3 separate regions of the Homo sapiens genome follow, and regions 2 and 3 are each linked to region 1. A link is a loop called in an ENCODE intact Hi-C map of the cell type or tissue named here. Cell type or tissue: PC-9. All regions are shown on one strand.

Region 1 (8,000 bases):
TTTGCAATGATTTATTTTTCAGTTTGTCTTTTAAACGTACAGTTTCCACATCACCCGAATAATTATAGATTTACCCACCCTTACCAGAAAGGGTATGATGATGTATCATGTGCCTTCTACATGCAAAATGTTGTCATCAACTGCTTTGAGGAGTTACAGCCCCTGTTCAATGATGAGAAACAGTAGCTCAGGGCCCCTGGTGTTAGTGGCAGTTCTTGCTGCAAGGCTCCAAGGCTCTTCTAAGGTACCTGCTCCTCTTCACCTGACTCTCTCTTTAAATTTGTGATTATTAAGCTTGTGAATCTGATTCACATTTTAGTTTGGAGGTCCAAACTTCACCTAGTTTTTAATATACACTGAAAAAGATCCTCCCATTTTTCTAATCTCTACCTCAGATCTCTTTTTCATTTCTGCTTTCCCTAATTCCTTGCCCCGCCCAGTCCAATCTTCACCAAGACTTCCTTCCCCAAAGCCCTTCTATCTCTCACCACTGTTACTTTCCCACCCTCGGCTGGCCTCATCGCCATACACCCAGACTGTGTCAGGGGCTCTCACTAAGTGGATTCGAGAGAGCAGTGCAGCTAGGACACCCTTAAACAGCCCCTACGGAACCACCCCAGTCCTGGCTTACTTCTTTGTCCTTTATCCAATGCCAGCAGTGAGATTTGGACTATAGGATCCTGTCCTGGGAGTCCCCACAGTAGTCTTTGGGTTGCTATTGCCGAATGCCACCACAGAGAATTTCCCCGCAGAGTGAAGGCTGTGCTCTGGCATCGCTGCAATGGTTAGTTTTGTGCATCAACTCGACCGGGCTAAGGAATGCCCAGGTGGTTGATAAAATACTATTTCTGGGTGTGTTTGCAAGGGTATTTCTGGAAGAGATCAGCATTTGGATTGGTGAATTGGTGGACTGATGCCTTCCCCAATGGAGATCACATCATCCTATCCACTGAGGGCCCAAACGGAACAAAAAGGTGGAAGAAGGATTAATTCTCTCTCTCTGCCTGAGCTGGGACATCAGGCTTCCCCAACCCTCGGATACTGGTACTCCTGGTTCTCAGGCTTTCAGACTCACACCTGGACTCTACACCTTCAGCCTCCTGGGTTTTAGGCCTTCAGGCTTGAGCTGAAATACACCGCTGAATTACGCCTGTTTCCCTAGCTTGTAGATGGCAGACTGTGGGACTTTTGGGCTTCCATAACCACATGAGCCAATTTTTATAGTAATCTGCTCGTGTATGTGTGTGTGTGTGTGTGTGTATAAAATTGCCTAATTTGTTCTGTTTCTCTGGAGAACTCGAATACAATTGTGATGTCAATCTAAAGAGCTGCACTCCTGTCCCCTCACCTAGAGGAGGACAGAGACATCAATAACACACAGCTCCCAAGCCGGTTTTGCCCATCGTCATTCCCTTGCAGGTCTGTTAACCAGCACCAAGGTGATGGGTAGAGCAGGTTCTCTGTGGCAGCCTGCATCACTGCAGCTGGTGCCGAGGAACTACCCGTGGCTCTACCACATTGGCACAGCCAGGCATACAAGATCGCTGTCCTTACAGGGCCAGTAGGGCCAGCGAGGTCAGCTCTCTGATGAGAGGCAGCCTTGTGTGGTAGTGAGAGAACAGATTTTGGAAATAGACAGATCTGGGTTGAAATCTCAATTCCCCCACCACCCACTATCTGACCATGTGACTTAATTCTTTGTGCTTCAGTTTCCTCATCTGTAAATGGGGAGGAGGCAATAACTCATTAGGAGAATTATTGCAAAGATCAGGTATGAGTATGTATTCAAGTTTACCCCTTCTCTGCTATTTTGAGCATGACATGAAATGACGCTTGTGGAAAGCATTCATTAGCACAGCACCTGGACCAGTATGTGGTGAGAAGGTGCTCACCAGATATTGCCTTCTCTCCCTTTCTTGATGACCATCTTTCTGATGCCAAACAAATCACTTCTCTGCCCTAACCTTCATCCTAGGTAACAAAGGACTGTTGGGTAAGGCAAAGGGTCAAGCCAGAGCTCACAGGTTTCCAGTTCTCCCTATGGCCACCCTTCCCAGACAGCCCCCTCTGACCTTTTGCATCCTGCACCTTTGCTAGAATTCCTGGGATCAAGAAACCTCCAACCTCAGGCTTGGAGCAGTTAACCCAGGTGTTGGGGGTGAGGGAGAGAAAAATGTTGAAATGTGAACTGGTTCACGATGACCCCAGCTCACAAGCTGCATGGATAATCACTGTTTATCAACTCACTGGAAAAAATGACTACAATTACATTTCACACATCAACAAAAGGAAAAAATAAAGCCCCATTGGAATGTCTGAGTCATTCTTCAGAGCCTTTAAATTACCCATTCATTATGACCCTTCTCCTCATCACGTACCCTCCCTTGCAGGGACCGGCGAGCTGCCATCTGCCTGTTGCTTGCCAGCCTGGCCAAAAGACTCTGCAGATCAACCAAGACTCTGTTTGGGGGCTTACAGTAGACCACAAGGAGCTATTAAAGGGATCAGCAAGGCCTGGAGGGTCTCTTCTAGGAGCAATTGTTTCAGACTCTTTTCTGAATTGTTGACTTGGGTGTGTCATTTACACACACATACCAAAATCTGGCTGAGTGAGGAGGAGTCATGGTCAACAAGGAGATTTTGCTGTCACTTGGGGCCAGCATTTTTGCACAGATGTGAAACAACAGCTTCATGGTCATAGTTTGTTCAAAAATGAATCACTTCATTTAGGAGAAGAGGTAGGAGGGTTCAGCGGTAACCCCCGACCCCTGCCCCACGGAAACACTGCACCTTGTCTGCCACCAGATGTGTGTGGTTCATTATCTGGTTTGGCCAATCTATATGTCCCCTGAAAACTAGGAATGATCACATCTTAAATTCACAGGAACAGTGGTTTTAAAGCAGTTTGGGGGTCTCAAAGATTCCCTTTGAGAATCTGATGGAAACTATGGATTTTCTCTCTGCAAATACCAACATAGGCTTACAAATTCCAGGGAGTCCATAGGCTCCCATGAGAGGCAGGGCATCCCCAAAACTCAGCTAGCACTAGACAGACTTTTTTTTTTTTTTTTTTTTTGAGACGGAGTCTCGCTCTCTTGCCCAGGCTGGAGGGCAATGGCGCGATCTCTGCTCACTGCAAGCTCTGCCTCCCTGGTTCACGCCATTCTCCTGCATCAGCCTCCCGAGTAGCTGGGACTACAGGCGTGCGCCACCTCACCCGGCTAATTTTTTGTATTTTTAGTAGAGGCGGGGTTTCACCATGTTAGCCAGGATGGTCTCGATCTCCTGACCTTGTGATCCGCCTGCCTTGGCCTCCCAAAGTGCTGGGATTACAGGCGTCAGCCACCGCACCCGGCCTGACAGACTTGTTACTGAAGAAACCCTGGAGTGAATTTGTTTATAAAGGGCCCTTTGGTCCCGGGGGTCCCCCCACCCCATCACCTCTTCTGTGGTTTTTTAAGACTTCATCTTTGAAAGTAGGATTTGCTCAGTGGAAAAAGAAGTAGCTCAGACACTGAGACCTACAGGTCCCTGTCCCAGGTCAAAATGAAGCTCCCCTTTCAGTTTATTCAGAGATCAGAACATTCTTTCCAAACCAGGAAATTGGATCAGGCCAACGTCAGTACAAAGTGCACTGTCAGGGCCTGGTGGGTAACTTGGCCTCTCGTGGGTCACTCCTTATGCTACCAATACCAGGACTATCTTAGATGTCTCGGCCAAAACCATAATCTCTGGCCCCCAAAGAGAATGCTGTCAGACAGCAAGGAATGACAGGTTTCCAGGAAGTGTACGCCCTGTGCCACCCAGAGCTTCAAGAATCTTGGCTATCGTCCATTCATCAACTTGGTCATCAAATCTGCAGGCCATAGTGGGTGGTGAGCAACAAGTCTGGGCTGGAGAAGGCTGTGTTTACATAGCAGTTTTATGCCTGCCAATCTGTCTGTGAACTTTGGAAGACTTATTCACCACAGCAATATGGTAATTGTCAATGGGGACAATAAAGATTTCTTACGTCTGTGTGCCTTTTTACCCTATATAAAGCGCTTATGCCGATAAGGCATTCTCTTTTTTTATTGTGGAAAATATACATACAATTTACCATTTTAACTATTTTTAAGTGTAAAATTTGGTGACATTAAGTACATTCACAACTTGTGCAACTGTCACCCCTATCCATTTTCAGAACTTTTGCATCATTCCAAACAGAAGCTCAATTACTTTCTGTTTCTCTGAATTTGCCTAACATAGGTAACTCACATATGTGAAATCATACAATATTTGGACTTTCGAGTACGGTTCATTTCATTTAGTGTAATGTGTTTGGGCTTATTCATGTTGTGGCATGTATCAGAATTTCATTCTTCCCTATGGCTGAATAATATTCCATTGTATGTAGAGATTACATTGTGTTTGTCTATTCGTCTGTCAATGGACATTTGGGTCATTTCCACCTTTTGGCTGTGGTGAATAGTGCTGCTGTGCACATTGGTGTCTGGTATCTGTCTGAGTTTCTACTTTTTATTCTTTTCAGTAGATATCTATGAGTGGAATTGCTGGATCTTGTGGTAATTTTATTATATTTTCTTTTTTTTTGTTTTTTGAGACAGAGTCTCGCTCTGTTGCCCAGGCTGGAGTGCAGTGGTGCGATCTTGGCTCACTGCAAGCTCTGCCTCCCGGGTTCACACCATTCTCCAGCCTCAGCCTCCCAAGTAGCTAGGACTACAGGTGCCCGCCACCATGCCCGGCTAATTTTTTGTATTTTTAGTAGAGATGGGGTTTCACCGTGTTAGCCAGGATGGTCTCAATCTCCTGACCTCATGATCCACCCGCCTCGGCCTCCCAAAGTGCTGGGATTATAGGCATGAGCCACCGTGCCTGGCCCAATTTTATTATATTTTCTTATTTATATGGTGATAAACAACTCCTACTTTATTATAACCATTTTAAACATAAAGAATTTGAAGCTCAGAAAAGTGCAGGAAATGAATTCCCTCAATGAAGTTTGCTAACTTAGAGATTCCTGTGCCCAGGGTTGGGACTAGGGTGAGGCAAGTGAAACACCTAGTGTGGAAACAACAGGAGGACTCCCTCTCAGGTTTGGGTGACCCCTTGCCATGGTGAATTTGTCTACCAGCTGCAGTAGCAGTGCCAGGACCCATGATAGTTTTAGAGCCTATGAAAATGTTTTAAGGTATTTTATAATCAGAAAAAAGAAATCAAATCCAGCTTGAATTATTTGTCTCTATATCAATGCAGTTCTAAAATATAATTTTGTGTGTGTATGTATAGGTATTTTTTAGATAGAGGAAGGAATCTACAAAGGCAAAAGTGCCTAGGGCCCCCAAAAGTCATAATGGTTTCTGCCCTGAAAATGAGCATCCTATGAAGAATGAGGTACCCAGGGCACATGATTTAAAGAGGCTTTCATTTTTAGGTTCCTGCAAGTACTGAGCCTGCACTGTCATGATCCCCAGAGTGAATGCCTCCTTAAATGCTATGAGCCAGGTGCCTGGCTTGCCTTACCCTAGGCCCAGCCCCACCTGCCTCCTTATCAGGCTGGACTGCTACTCCTGGCACACTGGGCAAAATCATCTTGGGCCACAGATTCCTCCCTTGGCAGCATGCTTTGCATGTCTAAGGCAAGGAGGCTAGGGGAAGTTCAGTTTAGTCATAAAAAAAGCTAGGTGTTTGCCCACTGGGGCGCCCAGGAGAGGCCTCAGTGAACCCCTCCCCAATCAGCCTGCAGTAGTAACACTTACACCACTCACGCCGTCTCATCGAGTTTGCCACATCTGTAGTTGTTCTTATTTTACTAGAAAGTCCTATTTGTAGTCATTCCCAAAGCATTAGCTAATTCTGCAACCCATCAGGATCAGATGAGGAAAGATTTCCTTTCTAAAGGTCTTCCTCTGGATTCAGAATCTTTCTTATATTTTCATCCCTTCAGAGCACCCTGCTCACCACCTCCTCTTGCTTCTCTGCACCCACAGACTTCACGGGGTGCAGTCCTTTCATATTCACTCCTGCAAGGAGATGGCATTTGGAGAGACAAGATATACTTTACTTACTAAATAATTCATTCAGCAAATCTTCATAGAGTACCTACTAAATGCTCAGGCGCTGGGATACAGACGTGCACAGAACAATCCAAAATCCCTGCCTTTGTGGAGCTTACATTCTAGGAGGGATTACATTGCTTACATTGCTGTCACTTGGGGCCAGCATTTTTGCACAGATGTGAAATAACAGCTTCATGGTCATAGTTTGTTCAAAAATGAGCAAATAATAAAAATGTTAGAGCAATAATAAAAAATAAAGAAGTAAGTGACAAAATTTATAATGGGCCTGATAGGGATAGGTAATGGAGAAATAAAGCAGAGGATAGGGGATGCTGGGTGGGGCTGGGAAGTGCAATTTTGGATCAGGTGGTCAGAGGAGGTCCCATGGAGAAGATTGCATTTTAGTAAAGACCTGAAGGGTGTGAGAGAATAAGCCCTGTGGATGTCTGGGACATGCATTCCACGTGCCTGGCCAGGGCACATCACTGCTGTGTTCCTGTGGGTTGATTCCTCTTACAGCACCAAACAGTCTCACAGAGTGAAGTTTCTACCCACCTCATGCCTTAAAAATCACACATGACTCCAAAGAGTCTATGGGATGAAACTCAAATCTCTCCATTTGGCACACATGGTTCTTCACAACCTGACCACAACCTCAGCCCACTCTCCACACAGGATGGCAGGCAGCCTGAGACAGCCCCTGGTGATTCCCACCACTTGGTATTCATGTCCTTGTATAATCCCCTCCTCTGGAGAGTCACTGTGCCTGGTGATTTGCTTCTGCCATGTAAGTAAGGCGAAAACCATGGGATATCAATTCTGAGATTAGATTGAAAAGAAATCATGGCTTCCGTCTTGCACACCCTCCCTCACCCTTCTTTGCTCTGAGAAAAGCCAGCTCCCATGTTGTGAGCTGCTCTATAGAGAGGCCAATGAGGCAAGGAACCCAAGGGGACCTCAGGTCAAAAGTTGGAGAGGAGCTGAGGCCTCAGCCCAATAGCCTGTGGGAAACTTAATCCTAGCAATAACAACATGGGTGAGCTTAGAAGTGGACCTTCCCCTGGTTGAGCCTTCAGATGGGACCCCAGCCCTGGCTGGCACTCTGACTGCACTCTGACCTTGTGATAGACTTTGAAGCAAAGGCACCCAGCTAAGCTGTGCCCAAATTCCTGACCCAAAACTGAGATAATAAACATTTGTAATTTTAACAAGTTTTGGGATAACCTACTATACAGCAATAAATAATTAATACAATACAACCTCACTAAGTGCCAGAAAACCACTCCAGAGTTTAGCACCACTCTAAATTCTTGACCAGCATTTCCTCCAGGGCTGTCATCCAGCCTCACATTCTATTGTGCTTCTCTGGCCACCCAACTCTTCATCTCTCCCCAACAAATATAGTAGATCACACCAACTCTCTTCAAATTTCCAGCCCTCTGACTACCCACCCTTAGAGACTCCTCCCCAGCACTCTCCCCTCAATCCCAGGAGATGACATCACCAAGAATATGAAAGTTATCAGATGAGAAGTCTCTTAACCTCTCAGCTCGAAAGAGACAAAGTTATCCATGTTTGGATGCAACCACTCATGTCTCCCTCCTGTTGCAGTAGAGGACTAGTCCTTCAAGCTGATCCCAGTTCCTCCTCCAGCAACTGGATCCCATCCCATCTCTTTACATTGTCAAGGATCCCTCCTTTCTTCTGTATCTTCAACCCCTTCCTCTCCTTTCCAACAATCTTTCAAGTTACTCAGTTCTCTCCCATCTTAACAAACATTTCCTTGATCCCAGAATCCCCTCCTGCAACTGCCACCCACTCTGACTTCCTCTGTAACCAACCTCTTGCTGTGTCCTCTGCATTTCCTCCCTTTGCAGCCACTCCAGTCTGGCTTTTGCCCTAATCACTCCACCTGTCTCCAAAATCATCAATGTCCTAGAG
Region 2 (8,000 bases), 67 kb before region 1:
TCCACCCCTTTTGCTTCTGTTGCCTCTTCTGGGAGCCCTGACGGGAAAACCCAGTGAGGTTGAGGATACAGGGGTTTGTGGGAGACCTCCGTCTCTGGAACGAATCCCCCACTCCTCCATCATGCCCACCACACTGGCTGCTTGATTTCTCTGCCACACTCTAGCTTTTCTCTCTGAAAAACAACTTGCCAGTAACACAGCAAGAAGGCTCAGGGCTCTGAACTATTGTGTGCATCCCAGGTGGACTCAGTCCCCAGATGGAAGAAGGACAAGTCTCCATCTCAGAGACAGGGAGTGGGAAGGTAACTGGAATTTTACCTGTGCAAAGTGCCCTACATCCAGGTGATATTTCATCCTGCTCTGTTCCTTCGTAAAGGTCTCCAGCGAGCAGAAGGGTTCCATGAGCCTTACTCCTCTGGTCCCAGGCCTTGCCAGGCACATGTTGCTTTTCCCTGGGAGTAGGGCTGGGCACTCCTGCCTCCCCATGCCCATCAGCCATGGGGTTCCCTTTAAAGGCTCTGGATTGAGCACAGTCACCTCTAATGGGACCATGGAGGACCAGCCCAGCAACCTAGAGCTGCTTCCCAGGCTGCCTGGGAATCATTTCATTTTCTATTTGCAGAATCACAGATGTTGACTTTTGATCTCTTCCTCTCTCCCTTGGGGGCCTCAAATCAGTGATGACAGCTATTTCATTTCTTTTTAATTTTTTTTCTTTTCCCTATAAAGAGAAAAGGTCAGAAAGGGCTCAGAAAGGTTTTGAAAATATTGGAAGAGCTACATACTGGCTACTGGAATGCAAAAGAAAAGCTCTAGCCCTCTCTATGGAAAGCTCATGGCAATGACCAGGCAGAGGCTGGGGTGGGCACTCTTTAAGGCAGTAATGTTAACCTTTAGTGTGTCTGTAAATCATTCAGGAGTCTTGTTATTAATACAATGCAAATTCAGATTCAATAGGTCTAATGCACTCCCAGGCAAGGTCCATGCTGCCAGCCCAGAACCATGCTTAGAGGAACAGGTGCTGAGTTTCTTCCTCACCTCCACCTTGCCCCAGTCCTGAATCCTGCAATCTGTAAATGCTCCCTGCTATCTTCATGCAGTTGAGTCTTAACAGGCAAGAAGCCAGCCAAGCGAGAATCTCTCAGCAGACACTTTAATCAAATTAAAACCCACATTTAGATTTTTATCACTTTTGATCATTTAAACAGAAGAACTTTCAGATATATATAGATTTCCAAAGAAGGGATCACAAGAGGACACTCAGGTGAGGGGTGGGGAGTTGGTGGCAGTGTTGGGGGGGCTTTCTTCTCTCACCCCATTCTATCCCCTTTGACTTATTCATTTCTTTTAAATAGCATTTGGCTCAACTATTATGATCTTATGCTGAACCTTTTGCCATCCCATGAATGGGCAAGCCTCTGTATACCCAGTGAAAATTACCTTTTTCTTTCCATAGGTCCCAGTTGCTTTTTTTTTTTTTTTTTTGAGTCAGAGTTTCATTCTGTCACCCAGGCTATAGTGTAGTAATGTTATCTTGGCTCACTGCAACCTCCTGGATTCAAGTGATTCTCCTGCCTCAACCTCCTAAGGAGCTGGGACTACAGGCGTGTGCCACCATGTCAGGCTAATTTTTGTATTTTTTAGTAGAGATGGGGTTTTGCCACATTGGCCAGGTTCGTCTCGAACTCCTGACCTCAAGTGATCCACCCTCCTCAGCCTCCCAAAATGCTGGGATTACAGATGTAAGCCACCACACCCGGCCTCCCACCTCCCAGTTACTTTTATAAAAATTTTTCTATGTGTTTTGCTCATGTGAACACAACTTAAAATGCATTCTATGATAACTCAAACATAATAAGATGGATAAATATTGTGTATTAGAAAGCAATGTCCATTTTCTAAAATGATTCACTGCATCATGCCATAAGCGATGAGCCCTTTCTGGGTCTTTAACCATCAAAAAGTGACTCTCAGGGATTCAGACCTAATTGGCCTGAGGAGGGACTCAGGCACTAATATTTTTTAAAAGCTCTGAAAATGATTCTAATGTACACTCAGGTTTCAATACCACTAGACTAAATGATGTCAAATTGCTAACTTGAAACCATTCCGATGCCTCGCTATACATTTAAATTCCACACGCATTTTTGAGTGCTTGTCATATACCAGGCACTATGTGGGCTCCTGAGATATGAGCAGATCAGCCGCAGCTTCTGCCTTCAGGGTATGCACAGTCTAGCAGGGGAGATTTTAAAAAGCAGAATTAATTCTATCTAGAGGCCCCACAAATAGTGAAACAGGGAAATGTTGCCTCTATAAATACAAATAAAAGGAGAGGAGGGAGTGGGGGAACCTGCCCATATCTCCCCCATCATTGCTCTTCCTCTCACTTCCTCCAGAGGGTACAGAACGTGGATTAAACAGGAACACAATGAGTGCAGGGCAGAACCTCAGCTCTCAGATTTGAGCTCTGGAGAGAATGGGCAGGGCCGTGAGCAGCTGAGAGATGGAGCCTTCCAGGCTGGGCGATTTCTTAATGTAGGAATGCAAAACCTGGCCCTCAAGTGGCAAAGGCTAAATTGTGAAATGATTTTCAGCAGCTCCTCCACCAAAAGTGTCAGGTAGCTAAAGTCAGCCTCCTCCTCCCTGTCTGCATGCACTCCAGCTGCCTGCTTTTTGTGCTCTTCCTGCCAGATGCCCTCAGCTGGTCCCTTCACTTATATATTTATTTATTTATTTATTTATTTATTTATTTATTTATTTATTTACTTATTTGAAACAAGGTTTTGCTCTGTCACCCAGGCTGCAGTGCAGTGGTGTGATCTTGGCTCACTGCAACCTCTGGCTCCCGGGTTGAAGCAATTCTCCTGCCTCAGCCTCCCAAGAGGCTGGGATTACAGGCACCTGCTATCACACCCGGCTAATTTTTGTATTTTTAGTAGAGATGGGGTTTCGCCACGTGGGCCAGGCCGGTCTTGAACTCCTGACCTCAAGCAACCTGCCCGCCTCGGCCTCCCAAAGTGCTGGGATTACAGGTGTGAGCCACTACGCTGGTCCCTTCACTAAATCTTTATGCCAGCCTGGCTTACTTGCCCCCCAATTACCTTGCAGGTGTCAATCAGCTGGGCGGGACTTCATACTGAGCATGAGTGGCCAAGAGGGTGTGCAAGAACACCTGCATGGTAAGGTAGGAGACTGTTTCTCCCAGAGAAACTCCAGTGTTGGGGAATTCATGAATGAGATATTTTAATAAATGCAAAATCATGCAGTCCCCAGTCCAAATGAATCCACGGATGAGTAAAGCCAGTGAATTTTGGCAGAAAATAGCATATGACCCAAACCTGCCCCTTCACCTCAATTCTGGGGCTCAGCAGGTGTTGTCAAGTGGAGTTCTCTCCTACTAGGGAGAGGGAGCTTGCTCCCAGGCACAGCTGACCAATGAGGGAATGGGCTGCTTTTTGAGATAATGAATTTCCCACCAGAGGCCTTTTGTAAGGTTTTGGGGCAGGAGTATTTAAGCAATGGAAAGGGTGTTGGCTACTTTTAATGTGCCTTATAAGGAACCTCTTAAAACCACTTTGTGACTGCCTTTAAGTACCTTTCAATTCTACAGTTCTTTGAAATATGTGAACTGAATTCAGGTCTCCTATAAGCAGAGGAATAATGACAGTGGCAACGCTGCAAAGCCATGAATATCAATGAATATTAACTGGGAATTTCCTCAGTCGCAGCTCTGTGACACTCTCAAATACACCCTATCCCTCAAAAATGTGTAGAATTATATTATACGTACTTTACAAATAAGGAAATATGCATAAAGAAGCTGAAAGATTTGCCCAATATCCCACAAAAGACACGTGCTTCAAGTCCAGGTTTCTTGATTTGTAGTCTGATGTTTATAGTATAATATCATAATTTTTATTTTGTTCAGATACAGTAAGAGCTGAAAAAAATCCTTAGAATATGTATCTTCAGGAAAGAAAATGATCTCAAAGAAGAAACAGATTTGGTGGAATTTGATGGCTGGATTAGCTGTCAGGGTAATGCTCATGAGTGGCCAGCAGGGAGCAGAAGCCTGCCATTCTAGCCGCTTACATCCTTTCCAAGCCCGTAGAGGTCTGGAAGTTAGTGCAGGAAAACCATTGAGAGCAAAGCCTAAGAAAGCAGAAGGGAGCCAGTGAGGACTGCTGCAAAGGCTCCTTTCAGGCAGGATGTATCAACAGCAGGGTGCATCTGAAGAAGAGGCTTCCCCCAGGAGGATGCCTCCAGGACCCAGAGGCAGCAAGAAAACTCTGGAACATGCACAAGATTGGAATATCAGCAATCCAAGACTCCAGGAGTCAATCTGCTATTTTCCAGCCCATGACCCTTTCTCTGCATCTGTTTCCCTTCTCAATTTACAGTACATTGCCATTGTCAAGCTGTGCAAAGGCCTTCTCTTGTTTTATTTCATTTTCCTATCATTTCCAGTTTGTGTTCCCATTCCCCCACATATTGTTCTCTTTTTCCCGTTGGTTTGCAAGAGCTCTCTGTATAATCTAGGTGTACATCTCTTGTTGTTTGCAAATATATTCTCCCCAACTGTCACTCAGCTATCTGTAAATTTCACTAAAGAGAAATATGGCTTGTGTTTTCCCACCCTGAGTTCACAAAGATATTCCACATTTCCATCTGGAGTTTAGAATATGATATAAAGTTGACTATGATATAATAAAGTTGAGATACAGCTTTATTTTTCTCCATAGAGTGAGCTAGTTAGAGCCCACCACCAGTCCCCAAGTTCATGTTTTTCTTACTGTTTTGGGGTGCTACCTCTATCATAAGTCAAGTTTTCATATTGAAAAATGGGTTTTATATTTTTGAGCTCTTTAGTTTGTTCTGTATGATTTGCTTGTTTCTGTACCAATACCACATCCTTTACTACCATGGCTTTGTGGTAAGGTCACCTGTCTCTCTCCTCTCCTCTCCTCTCCTCTCCTCTCCTCTCCTCTCCTCTCTTCTCCTCTCTTCTCCTCTCCTCTCCGCTCTGCCCCGCCCTGTCCCTCTTCTCTCCTCTCCTCTCCTCTCTTCTCCTCTCCTCTCTTCTTCTTCCTCTCTCTCTCTTTCTATTAAAAATGGCTTAGTTATTTCTGGATCTTATTTATTTTTGAGACGAAGTCTCACTCTGTCAGGCTAGAGTGCGGTGGCACAGTCACAGCTCACTGCAGCCTCGATCTCCCACGCTCAAGCAATCCTCCTACTTCAGCCTCCTGAGTAGCTGGGACTACAAGCATGTGCCACTATGCCTGGCTAATTTTTAAAATTTTTTTGTAGAGACAGGGTCTCAGTATGTTTCCCAGGCTGGTCTCAAACTCCTGGGCTCAAACAATCCTGCCTTGGCCTCCAAAGTACTGGGATTACAGGTGTGAGCCACTGTACCTGGCCTACTCTGATTCTTAGCATAACCCTGAAATATCCATCTACCTTTATGGTCCTTCTTTATTTTTCTAGTTTTATTGCTTTGGCCAAACCTCTAGGACTATCCCGGAGGGGTGCTTTCAGGCCTGCCACTGTGGCAATGCACAAACTTGGACATTTTCAGAAGTTCACTGAGCTTCAGATTCGCAAACTCTCCTTCCAGAGTCTGGTGCGAGAAACTGCTCAGAACTTCAAAACAGATCGTGCTTCCAGAACACAGCTATTGGTGTTTTGCGGGAAGTGAGGCCTATCTGCTTGGCCTTTTTGAAGACACCAACCTGTGTGCTAGTGGTGCCAAACATGTAACAATTATGCCAAAATATATCCAGCCCGCACTCCAGATATATGGAGGGCATGCTTAAGAATCTGTTATGATGGGGAACATTTCATTCTCAAAAAAAAAAAAAATCTTCTTTCTGTTATTGGTAGTTCTGACCATTAGATTTTCCCCCCCAAGGGATCAAAAGGTACCTAAATATATGATTGCATGTGGAAAAATAGGACAGAAACATCAGGTATTGGCAATTGTCTTAGTCCATGTTGGGCTGCTATAAAGGAATGCCTGGGGCCGGGTAATTTATAAAGAAAAAAGGTTTAATTGGCTCACTATTCTGATGGCTGGAAAGTTCAAGACGGGGCATCTGGTGAGGGCGTCCTGCGGCTTCCGTGTATGGTGGAAGGCAAGGGGAGCCAGCATGTGCAGAGATGACAAGGTGAGAGGAAACAAGAGTTTGTGGGGACCTGGATCTAACAACCAGCTCCGCAGAAACTAATAAGGTGAGAAGTCACTCATCCCCACCGCACCCCCATGCCCAGGGAGGGGATTAATCTATACATGAGGCATCTGCCCCCAGGATCCAAACACCTCCCACTAAGCGCCACCTCCTAACATGGCCACACTGGAAATTAAATTTAAACATGGCCAGGCGTGGTGGCTCACGCCTGTAATCCCAGCACTTTGGGAGGCCGAGGTGGGCGGATCACGAGGTCAGGAGATCGAGACCATCCTGGCTAACATGGTGAAACTCCGTCTCTACTAAAAATACAAAAAATTAGCCGGGCGTGGTGGCAGGCACCTATAGTCCCAGCTGCTTGGGAGGCTGAGGCAGGAAAATGGCGTGAACCGGGGAGGCAGAGGTTGCAGTGAGCCAAGATCGTGCCACTGCACTCCAGCCTGGGCGACAGAGCGAGACTCCGTGTCAAAAAAAAAAAAAAATTCAGCATATCATCAGGTGGGGACAAACAAGCCATATCCAAACCACAGCAGCAGCTTTTCCATTTTCATGTGAATTTTTAATATAAATGTGGGCACATAAAGCATTCAAGAAAGAATGTTTCAGTGAATACGTTTTAGCAGTTCACCTTTATAACAATTATAAATAAACCTGTTAAATTTTTCTGGACAATGTCAGCACTTGAATATTTTTTATAACAAATAAATGTCTTATTGACTAAATGGTATTTGCAGCATTTTTACCATACAGTAGATTCCACGCACTCACTATACTTTTCTGAGCCCTACATGCAAGTACTTTTTTTTTTTTTTTTTTTTGAGACAGAGTTTTGCTGTTGTTGCCCAGGCTGGAGTGCAATGGCGTGATCTGCAACTTCTAACTCCCGGGTTCAAGTGATTCTCCTGCCTCAGCCTCACGAGTAGCTGGGATTACAGGCGTGAGCCTCGCACTCAGCCACAGATACATATTTTTAATGTTGTCTGTCTTCTGTGCAATTCCTGTATGTTTGTTATTAAAATACATTAGGCTATAAATAAATAAATACACTATTGGATACCATCAACATATTTTATTCTGAATTTTCAAATATGAAATAGCCTTATAGTTTTGTGTGTGTGTGTTTCTGCCATCCTCCTCTGACTTTGTAATAAAGATTAGAGCAGTCTTATAGCAAAGGAGGAACTCATTTCTATTTGCTGGGGTAATTTATGTATGTCAAGAGATTATCTATCTTTTTTTTTTTTTTTTTTTTTTTTTTTTTTCTGAGAAGAGTCTCACTCTGTCACCCAGGCTGGAGTGCAACGACATAATCTCAGCTCGTTGCAACCTCCGCCTGCGGGGTTCAAGTGATTCTCCTGCCTCAGCCTCCTGAGTAGCTGGGATTACAGGCATGGGCCACTACACCCGGCTAATTTTTGTATTTTTAGTAGAGACAGGGTTTCACTATGTTGGCCAGGCTGGTCTTGAACTCCTGATCTTGTGATCCACCCACCTTGGCCTTCCAAAGTGCTGGGATTACAGGTGTGAGCTACCACACCCAGCCCTATCTCATCCTTAAAAGTGGGTAGAGCTTATCTGTAAAACCATCTGAGCCTAGGGCTTTTCAGAAAGGTTTTTGATTATATTGTAATTCTTAATTGAATACTTGACAAAACAGTTTGTTATTTATTCTGTTCCAGTCTTGGAATTTTGTATTTTTTCAGAATTGTATCAATTTTAGTAGGCCTCCAAATTATAATTCTTCATAATAGTATTAGTCTCAAACTTTTCATAGCCTGTGGCTTTCAGCATTTAATGCATGGTTTTATC
Region 3 (8,000 bases), 88 kb after region 1:
AGTGAACATATGCCCCAGGAGCCAGAAGCCAGCCATCTGCCTGAGTCAGCCCTGGCCCCAATATGTGTGAATATGAGTCTAGTGCTTAGTGATACACACTTCCACACAACATGGTCCCTAAATGTAAGACAATCACTCCATTGCATGTGCACCCAAAATCACAGCATCTGTTCCCAAGCTGATGGAAACGCCAATTTGTCAGAGTCTTCAACATGGTACCTTCTGAAGGAAGAGTCAAGGGTGAGTCTGATCATACGTGATCTTTCCTTGTTTGCTGAATTTAGAGAGTAACTCTGCTTAAAATGTTACTCCCTATATGTGTAGGTTGCAGACACCCCTGGATTCTTTGGGGGCAGTTCCCCAGGTCCTGCTACATTTGCTGTTGACATTCCCTTATTTTCTTTCCATCCAGCTCCAGACCCTTGTCCCCAGGTTTTGACCCCACCCAGACCTTTGCCTGGGACGGAAAGCTGCTTCATTTCAGGAGACACCTGAAGTACCTGGGTTGGTTCAGAGACTACCAGAAGTTTTTGGACTTCTTCTAGTCCTTTAATGGCCAAAAGGACTCAAGGGCCTGGCATGTAATGGAAAAGGCATCACCTCTCTCATGGAACGCAGCTGGAAGGACCAACCCCTTCATAGTTACAGGAATCTGAGCTATGAAGACACTAGCCAGGCAACAAGGCCCTGGGCTCAGACACAGATGAAGTTTCTCTGGAAGAGAAATCTGGCCTGTTACAGACCTGGGAAGTGCCAAGGCTTAGCTCCTGAGAAGGATTGCTGGTGCTGACAGCTGGGAGTCAGGACTCCAGGGCCACTTGTATGGAAGCTGGTGCCCGTGGTGCAGGAGGATGGGGGCTCTGGATTCTGCACCACCCCCCATAGACTGGCCCCTCAGAGGGCTCCTGTGGTGTCAGAGCCCTCTCACAAGCGCCTGCCGTGGTTATCAGCTGAAGCTGAGTGCTTGTGGAGTGTGGACAGAGGGCAGAGGGAGAGAAGCAGCCATGGGCTTCCTGCCAGGAAGCTCAGCAGCTCCGAGGAGACTGGAGAGTCATGGGACACAGTGCGTCCTCCCCAGAACAGCCTCCAGCCTGCCAGTTCAGAGCACACGCTTGGAGGCAGGAAGGCTGAGGTCCAACCCCATTCCTGCTATGGGCCAGCTGAGAGCTGTGGACAAGTCATTCGGCTTCTCTGAGCCGCAGTCTTCTCACCTGTAAAGCGGGGGTAATAATACCCTCCTCACAAGGTTGTTGCAAGGCTTTGTGGGGAAAAATACAAAGTGCACAGAGTTGTTCAGTAAGGCGTGGGCCTGCGGGGAAAGGCGGGGCCATGAGCTGGCCAGGGGAGGAAAGGACAGATGGGGACTCCAGATAATGAAAGCATCTTTGCATCCTCAATGATATAATCTGGGTTTGTTGTTGTTGTTGTTGTTTGAGACAGAGTCTCGCTCTGTCCCCCAGGCTGGAGTGCAGTGGTGCAATTTCAGCTCACTGCAACCTGTACTTCCCGGGTTCAAGTGATTCTCCTGCCTCAGCTTCCTGAGTAGCTGGGATTACAGGTGCCCGCCACCATGCCTGGCTAATTTTTCTGTTTTTAATAGAGACAGGGTTTCGCCATGTTGGCCAGGATGGCCTCGAGCTCCTGACCTCAGCTGATCCACCCTCCTCAGCCTCCCAAAGTGCTGCGATTACAGGCATGAGCCACCGCGCCCGGCCCATCTGGAGTTTTTTTGTTTGTTTGTTCCTCATAAAGGCTACGAGGAGAGGAAGGGGCCTAGAACACAGGATGGTGGAAGAGGGGCTCATGGGTGGAGGGGAGGAGAGCAGATGAGCAGGGACCCTCCCCCTTCCTCGGCAACCATGGGGTTTGCCACACATATATTTTTGATGTCCCATGTATCAGGTGGAGATGTCAACTTCTATGAACTGAAATAAACTGTTTCCCTATGTGTAAAATGAAGGGCACTTCAAGTCTGTCCAAGTACAACCAGGTGTCTCTAGATACCCCGAGCCTGAGAAATCACCCGTGTAGATGCACACAGGCATACACTCACACATATGCACAATCACATACACTCACATTTTGTTACCTGGGTTCAAATTAGACTAGCTGATAGTTGAGGATAGCCATGGGTTCCAAGCTTAGGCACATCTTTGCTGTGGCTGTTAGGCCTCACCCAGGTTGAGAGAAGGACTAAGACCCAGGTCTACTTGCTTGTCTGGTCTCTCTATATTATCCTAGTAGCAAGTTAGAGAATTGCGCCAGGGAGAATGCAGCAGAAAAGAGGAGGATATGGAATCATCCTAGGGCAAGCCAGGAGGCAGGGGTACAAGGGCCTTAGCTTTCCTGTACCCCCAGATACAGCCCAGAGTGAATAAAAAGCTGAACTCAGCCCAGGAAGGTCCTGGAAGACCTGCCAGTGCCTGAGTCACACAGTGATGCCTGGGCTGAAACCAGGGGGAGTCAGGGAGTAACATTTACAGGGTCTTCTCCCCATGGCTCTCTCAACCCAGGACCAAGCATGGTGGCTTCCTGAGAGTAGCAACACTGAATCATTGAGTTATTTATTCATTCACCCCACAACCACTTCTGATACAGACCTACACCCTGCTTTGGGGGAGCTCAAAGCTTATTTCCTGCTCCACACCCCCCACCCCCAATGCTTCCTGCGCCACTGACTTCCCAACAGGATAAAGGAAGCCTTCTCCTGGAATCTGAGTGTAATGTGGGCTGGATTCAGGTTAGCCAAATCCAGGGGAAGGCAGGGTTTGAAGCCTCTGGGTTTGGCATGTCCTGGCAAGCAGCGGAGTAAAGAAGATTCTCCTTTACCCTGTGCCCCGGTGCCTCATCTCCACTCTGTGCCTTCTCAAGCTGGTGGCAGGCTGAACCAAATGCCCCCACGTTGGTAAGTGTCACCCACACCCCCTAGCCACCATACCACAGGTCAGCTCCTGACAAACGTGCAGGTGTTAACCAACAGACACGCCACGAGGACACAGAGGGAGGCGACAGATTCTGGCCTGGGGATTCGAGGAAAGCTTCACAAAGGAGGAAGAGATGAACCAGGCCTGAGAGCTGGTTAGAATGTTGACAGAAGACTGAGGGAACATTGTCAGCAAAAGCTCAGAAGCAAGAACAAATGAAGGGGGAAGACAGGTCGCTATGTACCTCAAGTGACTCACCAACTCGGAACAAAACACTTCCCTTTACACGGTTGAAGGGACATGAGCTTTGGAATCCAAAAGATCTGGCCACTTACTAAACATGTGGCCTTAAGTAAATCACTTAACCCCTCTCTACTTCAATTTTCTTATCTGTGAAGTGAAAATATTTCTACCAATTGTACCCATCTCACAGGGCTGTCTGAACCGCAAATATATCATCACAAAAGCAACTAGCTAGTGGTTGCTTAGCATGTGGGAGACACTCGGGAAGTACTGGGTGTCTCCTTCTCTTCCTTCCTTCCTTCTTTGGGCCTCCATTTCCTCTTCCTTGAAATGACAGGAAGCTACTCTGCCCCCACCCCAATGCCATTTTGCTCTGGAGACCAGTGGATGACTGAGACATTCCAAATTCCTCAGATGCAAACAGCAGAAAGAAAAACAGACTGTGGACTAAGTTGGTATCAAATGTACACGTGATTTTCCCAAGACAAGGTGCCTTTAGGCTCTGTGCAAGAGTGAAGCTTCAGTGGAGAGCCAGGGATAGAGCTGAAGCTAACAGGGAGAGGAGAGAAGGGAGAGAAGAGAGGGCTAAGTTTTTTTTCATTTGCAGAGCTCACAGCTCAGCCAAATAACATCTTTAAATACTATTGACATGACAAAGCCAAAGTTCTTGGCTTAGGCTGCGATTTTTTCTGTTCTTTTTTTAAATCCAGATTTGAAGAATGTACCTTCTTTAGAACTATGTCTGCCAGTCCAGTCATTTCTGCCCATGACGGTCCAGCTCAGAGCTGAATCAGGTTTGCCAAGGTCAAGGAACAAGTTCCCTGGCTCCAGCAATGCACACTTAGGGAAAAGAAATTGGGTGCTACAGAAAGCCAGGCATGGACGATTCCTCCTCATGGAAAATGAGCCTCCTCAATGTCGCTTTCTGTCACTCTCTTAAACTCCTATTCCCCTTCACACTCTTGCGTATGTATACTTGCATGTGTGCACGTGTGTGTATGTGTTTACAGGTACAGCGCGTGCCTGGCTGCTGTGTGTCTGCTGTAGGTCTTGCTTTCTTAATAGGGTAGGATTTCCACATCCTTCTGCAGCTAGGACTGCAAGAATAAAGTGCAATGGAGAAAGTAGGTAATTATTCCTTTTCTTCGGGTTTTAAACTACTTCCACCTAAAATAAGGTAATTGAGGTTGGAGTGGGTGGTCCATCCTGCTCGAACTACCCATATGATTACTTCACTTTTCCCATTCACTTTGCGTGCATAAGACATGGCATCCATATCATCCAGGTCAAAGAACATATACATTAAGTAAGCCACATAAATAGAGATAGAGGTCACCAGCCCAGTCTCTCCACAGGTGGCACATTGAGTCATGTAACCAACAAGTATTTTTTTCAATCAGCAAATATTTATGGTGCCAGACACTGTGCTAGATGTTGGGGACACAATGATGACTAAAGCGAACATAGCCCTTGCCCAGATGGAGCATATATTTTAGTAAGGAAAAAAGAAAAAAATAAGTAAATGAACAAGTGCAATGGTTAGAAATTATAATGAAGATCAGAATGAGTCACAATTTTTCTATGCTTATTGTACGTAATTTTTGGTAATAGCCCACAAAAATAATTTACACCTGTGAGTGAAGTTTGATCATCTGCAATTGTCCCCTCTCCCAGCTACCTGGTTCCTTGTCTAATTGCTGCCACAAGCCCTTTCTCAGGTCAAGGGCTGTCCTCAAGACTTTATTAAATAAACAGGTGTAAGGTGGGTGCAGCGGCTCACACCTGTAATCCCAGCACTTTGGGAGGTCAAGGCGGGTGGGTCGCTCCAGGTCAGGACTTCAAGAGCAGCCTGGCCAACATGGTGAAATGTCATCTTTACTAAAAATACAAAAAAAAAAAAAAATTAGCCAGGCATGGTGGCACATGCCTGTAGTCCCAGCTACTCGGGAGGCTGAGGCAGGAGAATCGCTTGAACCCAGGAGGCGGAGGTTGCAGTGAGCTAGATCAGGTGTGCAGGGAAAACCATCGACTCCAGCAGGAGAAGCCCCGAGCCTATGACGTCTAATAGCTGAGTGACCCCGAGCAAGTCATTTTTCTCATCTGTGAAATTAGCATCCTACCTACCCTACCAAACCAGAGGGTCCCCGTGGGAACCAAGGAAAACCAAAGCAGAAATTCTCTGAAAAAACTAACACTCCAAATGAAGGAGGTGCTGTTGATAAAGTTTCTCCAGAAAGAAGTCTAGCAAGTCTGAGAGGGAAGAGGACATCCTCCCCAAATGAATGGGAGAGGAGAAGAGGAGGAGAAGTGGGAAGAGAGGAGCAGGAGGAAATGGGGAGGAAAGAGGAGGGGAAAAGAGGGGAGGGGCAGGAAAGGGAGGGAAGCGGGAGGAGAGGAGAGTAGTAGTAGGGGGAAGAGAAGAGGGGAGGAGAGGGCAGGGGAGAGGAAGAGAGGAGAAGGAAAAGCTGGAATGGTAAACTTTTCCTGACTTGGCAGCCAAGATGAGAGAATGAAACGGTGCAGGAAGAGGTATCCTGTTGGAGAAGCTACATAGTGCTCTATAATAAGCGCTGTTCACTGCCTCCAGAGGTTGTACAGGTGGAAAATACCAGTGAGTTCCAAAGAGGTTTAGCTAATTCCCACTGGACCAGGCCAGCCAGGTGGAGACAGCTGGCCCAGGGGATCCTACCTGGCCTTTCTGTGGCACTGGAGGTTGTCACACTTGGCAAAGATGGCTTTTTGAAGAGGTAAAAGAAGGAAAGAGTTGGCAACTAGGCAGGTATTTTGACCACCAAGGACTTTTCAAACTGGACAAATCTTTGAGTGACTTTTCTTTTCATTTAAATAATTACAGCAACAGCAACAGCCACTATAATTTAAGCGCTTGCTGCATGCCAAACATTGTGGTTAGGGTTTCACTGCCTTTGTTATATTTAACCCCCACAGCAGCCCTATGAGATAGCGTCATCCTCCGTACACATAAGGAAACCGAGGCACTGAGAAGTTAAGGAACTCCCTAATCTGTGGGGAGCTGGGGTTTTATACGTCCACCTCTAAAGCTCATCTTTCTACCACAATGTTAAAGACAGACCAGTAGAGGGAAGACAACAATCTCCCCTTTGTTCTCAATCCCAGATTGGGCTGGCCTGGGAAATGCCACAGGTGATTCTTTTTAAAGGAAGGAGCCAGAACCACACAACTTCTGAGAGTCAAAGAGATTGATCTAGCTTGTACGTGCGTCCCCGCCCAATGTCATGGTGAACTGTGATCCCCAGTATCGGAGGTGGGGCCTGGTGGAAGGTGGTTGGATCATGGGGCGGGGTTTCTCATGAACGGTTTCGCACCATCCCCTTGCTGCTGTCCTCGCACCAGAGTGAGTTCTCTAGAGATGGGGCTGTTTAAAAGTGTACAGTGCCTCCCTCTCTCTCTCTTGCTCCTGCTCTGGCCATGTGATGTGCCGACTCCCCCTTTGCCTGCCACCATGATTGTAAGCTTCTGGAAGCCAAGCCGATGCCAGCACCATGCTTCCTGTAAAGCTTGCAGAACCATGAACCGATTAAACCTCTTTTCTTTATAAATAACCCAGTCTCAGGTATTCTTTTATAACAATATGAAAACAGCCTAACACAGAGACTATTGACCAACCTCTTTCTTTGGATGAAAAACGCAAAGTCTCTATAAAGGCTCAAAGCCACATAACTGAGTAGTGATGGCATCAAAGCAAAGAAAAAAGGAAGAATAAATGGATTAATGTTTTTTCAAACTGTGGGTGCTACCCAGCAGTGGGTCATTGAATTCACTTAGTGGATCATAACAAGGAGTTTACAAAAAAAAAAAAAAAGAAAGAAATAGAATAGAAAAGAGAGTGCATTGCACATCGTTCTAGCCAGTCATGGTTGATGGCACTTCTCAGTGTGTGTGCTTCTATGTGTGGACAAAGTAGGAACGGAAAATGACCATGGGCCATACATAGTCAAAAACCTCTGAACACCACTAGACTGAGGAGTAAGCATAGCGGAGGAAGAGGCCGTGGGATGGACAGGAAGTTTGAGCAAAATCCAAGATTTGCTCCTGCACTGCTAGCAAAACAGCTCTGAAATAACCACAGGGCCTATTTTTAGTGCTGCTGAAATTACCTTTCCTTTGATCTCCGGTATTGACCAGAATGGCTCCTCAACAACACACGCAGCTCCTTGGGGCTGACAGAGGCCCAGGAAAGCCGTCACGCAGGAAGGAGGCCAGGGCGGGCTTTTCTATAAACCCCACGGCTGTTTCCCTTTACTGACTTCCTTAGCCTGTCGGGGGATTAGAGCAGGATCCTCTGAAACAGGGAACAGCATCCTTCACAACAGGATGTAGCAGGGACCACACACTGCTCTGAGTCAGGCCGCCAGTGCTGAGCAAGGGCTGGTGGCCTCTGAGCCCCACTTAGTCACTGGCAGACAACCTAACCCTGCCAGGAGCAGGAGGAGACATAGCTGAGGGCCCAAAGGGGTCATGGAGGAAGACCCTGGGAACAGGCCCTCTACAGCCTCAGGGTCCCAGTTCCTGCACCTGGGGCCCACCCAGCACACGAATCTTGAGTGGGAAATAGAGGGTGTCTCAAGGATTCTGCTCATGTAAGAAGGCATGCTTGGGCTAGTGTGCATATGTGCATGTGTGTGTGTGTGTGTGTGACAGAGAGAGACAGAGAGAGAGTGTGGCGAGAGTAAGTAGGTGCAGAAGAAACTAGAACCATCAACGAACATATGAGAAAACACCAGGAACCTTGTGCCTGGACCACAGTAGGGGTTGGTAGGGTCCCTGCTGCAAGCAGAAGTGCAAACCTCCATC

What was found. A loop is a pair of places that touch in the nucleus more often than their neighbours do. Peaks named below come from ENCODE experiments on the same cell type or tissue, not always from the same donor. Only the 100,000 strongest peaks of a DNase experiment are listed, where the experiment ranks them.
Region 2: a loop joins it to region 1, with 4 times the contacts of the local background. A loop is called at or near these places in 6 of 110 quality-filtered maps.
Region 3: a loop joins it to region 1, with 13 times the contacts of the local background. A loop is called at or near these places in 3 of 110 quality-filtered maps.

The regions. Positions count from the first base shown.
Region 1 is chr2:30,271,062-30,279,061 of GRCh38, forward strand. No RefSeq gene overlaps it. Among named protein-coding and RNA genes, the nearest start is that of LBH, 44 kb to the left of the region's middle. In PC-9, no CTCF peak of the experiment used is centred here; DNase peaks (open chromatin) are centred at 1,900, 2,300, 2,610 and 3,850; H3K4me3 peaks cover 1,414 bases; H3K27ac peaks cover 3,077 bases.
Region 2 is chr2:30,204,492-30,212,491 of GRCh38, forward strand. It overlaps the pseudogene H3P5. Among named protein-coding and RNA genes, the nearest start is that of SNORA10B, 21 kb to the left of the region's middle. RefSeq lists a silencer at 4,117-4,341. In PC-9, CTCF peaks have their summits at 4,071 (motif pointing right) and 4,273; a DNase peak (open chromatin) is centred at 4,080.
Region 3 is chr2:30,359,056-30,367,055 of GRCh38, forward strand. No RefSeq gene overlaps it. Among named protein-coding and RNA genes, the nearest start is that of LINC01936, 16 kb to the left of the region's middle. In PC-9, no CTCF peak of the experiment used is centred here; DNase peaks (open chromatin) are centred at 3,186, 3,586 and 4,566; H3K27ac peaks cover 2,021 bases.